Regions from separate parts of the Homo sapiens genome. Here region 1 is linked to region 2. A link is a loop called in an ENCODE intact Hi-C map of the cell type or tissue named here. Cell type or tissue: GM12878. All regions are shown on one strand.

Region 1 (2,500 bases), 96 kb after region 2:
CTACTGCCCTCACCTGGGGCCTGAGTCATTCATGGATGTTCATCGCCCAACTTCTGTAGACATTAGTTCCTCTGATAAGGCATTTTCTCACTGTGTCCCGATAACAGTGTCTCACAGATATGCAACCTAAGGCCCGGAGTGGTACAATTCCATGTTTAAGAACACACAATCAATCAAATCCAGGTGGTCCCTGATCCCAGCTTCTCTTGGGTATGCAATCAAGACTCTGATTAGGTTCACTGAATCCCGGACCAGCTTATGCATCATCACTGCTATATATTCAGAATGTTAGTTTCTGATTTTAGAGAAACACACAGATTAGCAAAATGAGCAATGGTTTCCTGTTAAGGTCAGTCCCGAAGCTAATGACTTACAGAACTTCTCTGAATATCCTGTTCAGTCTTAGCGTACATCTCAGACAGATCACCATTCAGAATGACTTCAGCTAACGAGTTCACCAGCGGTGCATGATGTATAATTAAGAAGACCTGGCGGAAAAAAAAGAAACGGGATTTGCATGAAAGTGTGCGGTATTTTCAACCTCTTGCTTCCTGGATCAGAAGCGACCAGGCTGGGCTACCTAAGTCCTGTATTAAGCAGCAATTCCTACGATGCAAAATTCAAAGAATGAGCCACAGGAAGCAGGACTCGGTTCCACTCTTGTAAGGTCAGTCTCTCCTTCAGACTGTTGCCTATTTGGCTGGCTGCTCTTCCTCGGAAGGAAGTGCATTAATGCGAGACTGTCCCTCATGGCTGGGTGAAGCCAAATCCGGCTGAAGTGGAGCAATGCGGGAAAGAACAGCCAAACCAGCACACTCCTTCCTTTCCATGGGCATTTTAGTGTCAAATTTGGTTATGAGAAGACTAGAAGGCACTGTCCCAATACTTTAGTGATACAAGAAGAAGGGGCCGGAGAGTTTTGTTCCAATCAAGGACTTGGCAGAGGGTTGGCTACACAGAGATTCCATCACGGGAGGGAGCTCTGACCCTGTGGTGGGTTTTAGCACACGGGGATTCCACAGCATCGTCAGGAGGTATGTGAACTACGGGGCTGAAAATCACACGAGACAGAGGCAAACCCAGGTGGGCCAGGATGCAAAATCAGAGGGCTGCCTCTGGGCTAAGCTGGCCCTGCTCCCACACCTGTTGCCCAATGTTCAGAGGACCAGCTTTAAGAATCAGGGTATTCAAAACTGTCTTGCAAAGCTGGCCTAGACATGCCTGCTATTTTGTTTTAAAATGTAAAGGCAAGAGGGTGTAGCACAGGGTGTGGCTTATCTACCATTTGCATAGAAAAGCGTGTGCATGTTTGTATTTGCTTATTTACATATGCATAGGCCAGGGTTTCTCAATCTTGGCACTGCTGACAATTTGGGCTATAACTGAGTATGGAGGGAGGCTGTCCCAGACACTGCAGGCTGGTGAGCAGCATCCCTGACCTCCACCCACTAGATGTCAGTAGCACCCCAGCCTCGGTCATGACAACTGAATGCATCTCCCCAGACACTGCCAGGTATCCCCTGAGGGGCAAAATTGCCCCTAGTTAAGAACCCCTGACAGATGTCTCTGTTAGGACATACGAGAACCCTGTAACCCTAATTGTCTCTGGGGATAGAAGTCAGGAGCCTGAACAAAACTAGAACAGAAACCCGGTTTTTACATGTTTGAACTTTTTAACTTTAAAAAACGTTGTTTAAAAAAAATTATTTTTTAAAAAGTGAAGGCAAAAATCAACACAGGCTGCCTCTGGGGAGTGCAGTTGGGTGCTCAGGGTATAGAGTGAGAGAGACTTTTCACATGCCATGTTTTGTACTGTTTGAACAAGGGGAATATATTATTCTAACAAATACATAGAATTCAAATTAGATAAAAGGTACAGGCAGAATGGCCATGTGGCACCTCCCTATAAAAAATTGCATCTTTTAAAAAAATACTGGGAACCTTTTCTATCACAGAGACCACATAGTATGATTCAATGAGTTAACCCACGTCCAAGGCTTGGCAGGCCCTTAAATGTTAGCAATGATGATTTTTCTCACCTTCCTTATGGCCGAATTACTGCCACACATCACTCTACCAACAACACAAAACACCAATCACTGTGGTCATTCATTCTCAAATATCCGTTACGTACCTTGAATGAATGCGGCCTTAACTGATCATTTATTCCTTCTTTTCAGTCCACAAGCATTCAGTGAGCACCTACAAAGGCCCCCCTGAACAAAGCAACCAATTCCTGCCTGTGGACACACACAGTGCTCATTTCCCTGGCTCTGAACCCAAAAAAGAGGGAGGGTGAGTAACTGTAAGGTACGTGGAAGCACGTGCAGGCCAGACTCAAAAAGCTGGGCCCAGCTGCCTACACCACACTCTGTTAGCAGTTTGGTTTTAGGAGGACAGCATCACCTGTCACACCAAATTAACGTCATCCATAAAAATTTTCATGGTTTTCTAGCTATGCTTGTAAAATAATTTGCAAGTATGCAATGATTTTATATTG
Region 2 (2,500 bases):
GGCCAGCTCAGCCCCAACAACTTCTGAGCCTCCATGGTCTGGCTGGCTGACTCTGGCCTGGACAGTCTCTACTCCTAAGGCATTTTTATGACTGCCTGAAACAAAACAGGCCATTTCCAAGACTGGCACTGGTTCAGAACAACCACAAGAGATAGGGATGGCTGGAGTTTCAGTGCTGCAGGGAGTTTCAAGTTCTGCAAGGGAATCTCCTGCCTAGCCCATGCAAGTGATTATACACAAGGCCAAGCACAGAATGGGTTCAGCTACCTTCTGAGCACACATGTAGCTGTGTGTGGGGCTGCAGGGCTGCAGGGCTGGGGAGCATCCAGGAGGCCCAACCTATTACGCAGGCCCTTCCTCTCAAGACAGGTGCCCAAGGCTCGAGAGGGCAAGTGATTTGTCTTCAAGTCAGGTAGAGGCACACTGTATGCAAGCTTAACTTCCACAAACTCAACTACACGGATGCAGGAAAGTGGAGAGGAGAGGGAGAGAAGCGTAAACAGCTTAAATACCACAGGCCTCTCGGGCTGCCAGACCCATGAGGGAACCTTAGGGGCAGATGGGAATCTGCCTCCCTCATGGGCTTGGCTCTTCCTGCCTATCCCTTGAGCGCCCCTCAAAGTGCCCAGCATGATTCTCCCTGGTAAAGAAACCAGGATTTCATCTGACATGGCCAACCTCTTCCTCTAAAACCTGCTCAACGACGGGGTCTACTGCAGCCCTGCAGTTCAGACTGGCTGTGCCGGACCCACTCCTCATTGAGAAATGTCATTCACCCATGAGGGATCTGTGAGGGTGACTGGGACGGCAGGTGGTTTCCACCTGAGAAACTGACTTTGGAACTTAGAGAGATGTGACTGCTGTACCATGCTACCAAAGCCAGCCTTCCTGATGGCCTCTGGCTGATTAGCAGGTGGGCAAGGAGAGTTCCTAGAGGGAACTAGAATTCATGGAAAGCAGCAAAGCAGACACTGAGTGCTGAGTTCCAGAACATTCCTCACTCTGTCTAATCCCATGGTTCTCAACACTGGCTATGCAATGGAATCCTTTAGGGAGCATTTGAAAATATAGATGTCAGGGCCCCACCCCGGAGCCAGTGACTCAGAACCTTCTGGAGTGAGGTCTGGGTACAGATTGTTTTCAAAGTCCTGCTGGGCCAGAAACCACAGGGCCTTCGCACCACCCACCCTCACGCTTGGTCACAGCTCTGTCCTGGCCTGGCCTAGGAGCAAATCAGATGCCCCTAGAGCGGTTCCCCTGTGGCAAACACATTTTCACTTCTATTTTCAGGCAGGTCAAAGTAAAAATGAAAATTTATGCTTTTACATGTCCCAAGCTCAGTATTCTGTACATTTCTCTAAACACACACACACACACACACACACACACACACACACACACACACACGTTTTTTTTTGTAGAGATGGAGTTTCACCATGTTGGCCAGGCTAGTCATAACTCCTAGCCTCAAGTGATCCGCCTGCCTCAGCCTCCCAAAGTGCTGGGATTACCGGCATGAGCCACCGCGCCTAGCCATATTCTGTACATTTCTTAAAAGTTTAGAAGTATGAACAACATTTGACATTCATTTGAAAAATCTGTCCAGGCCGCCTGCAGCACCACGCATTGTGCTGGTCACCAGCAATACAGAGACCCCTCACACCCTCCACCAGAGTTCTTAAGTCTTAAATCAGGATTTTGCTCTTTTTGTTTTTGACAGGGTCTCACGTTGTCCCCTAGGCTGAAGTGCAGTGGCTCGATCACAGCTCACTACAGCCTCAATCTCCCCAGGTTTCAAGTGATCCTCCCGCCTCAACCTCCCAAGTAGCTGAAACTACAGGCACACGCCACTACGCCTGGCTAATGTTTTTTCTTTTCTTTCTTTTTTTTTTTTTTTTTTGAGACAGAGTCTCACTCTGTCACCCAGGCTGGAGTGCAGTGGCACAATCTTGGCTCACTGTAACCTCCACCTCCCTGGTTCAAGCAATTCCCCTGCCTCAGTCTCCGGTGTAACTGGGATTACAGGCGCATGCCACCACATCCGGCTAATTTTTTTGTATTTTTAGGAGAGACAGGGTTTCACCATGTCAATCAGATTGGTCTCCAACTCCTGACTTCAGGCAATCCGCTCGCCTCAGCCTCCCAAAGTGCTGGGATTACAGGAATGAGCCACCACGCCCGACCTTTTTAGTAGAGAAAAGGTCTCTCCATGTTGCCTCGGCTGGTCTTGAACTCCTAGGCTCAAGTGATCCTCCCGCCTCAGCCTCCCAAAGTCCTGGGATTACAGGCCTAAGCCACTGTGCCCGGCCCTGCTCTTTGTTTTTAAATAGATTCTAATGATCAGTCCTTGTGATTTCAGGTGCTTCCTAAGCCTCAACTTTAACGGGGATTTAGGATTCAAGGTCACAATACTTTTCAGCGTTTCTGCCTAATCTGAATAGAACCCATCTCCCTCCTACAAGAGGGTGGGAGGAAGTGCTGCTCCATTCTTCGATTCCTG

Evidence for each region. Hi-C counts contacts between places; a loop is a spot of excess contacts. Peaks named below come from ENCODE experiments on the same cell type or tissue, not always from the same donor. Only the 100,000 strongest peaks of a DNase experiment are listed, where the experiment ranks them.
Region 1: a loop joins it to region 2, with 2.1 times the contacts of the local background. A loop is called at or near these places in 6 of 110 quality-filtered maps.

The regions. Positions count from the first base shown.
Region 1 is chr16:10,980,866-10,983,365 of GRCh38, reverse strand. It overlaps CLEC16A (C-type lectin domain containing 16A), which reads right to left. Exons shown (of 24, transcript NM_015226.3): 10 at 375-488. Among named protein-coding and RNA genes, the nearest start is that of CLEC16A, 38 kb to the right of the region's middle. RefSeq lists a silencer at 1,327-1,396 and an enhancer at 2,463-2,500. In GM12878, CTCF peaks have their summits at 8 and 1,441 (motif pointing right); no DNase peak of the experiment used is centred here; H3K4me3 peaks cover 435 bases; H3K27ac peaks cover 1,333 bases.
Region 2 is chr16:11,076,872-11,079,371 of GRCh38, reverse strand. The region is part of intron 19 of CLEC16A (C-type lectin domain containing 16A); the gene reads right to left. Among named protein-coding and RNA genes, the nearest start is that of CLEC16A, 130 kb to the right of the region's middle. In GM12878, no CTCF peak of the experiment used is centred here; a DNase peak (open chromatin) is centred at 1,161; H3K27ac peaks cover 2,309 bases.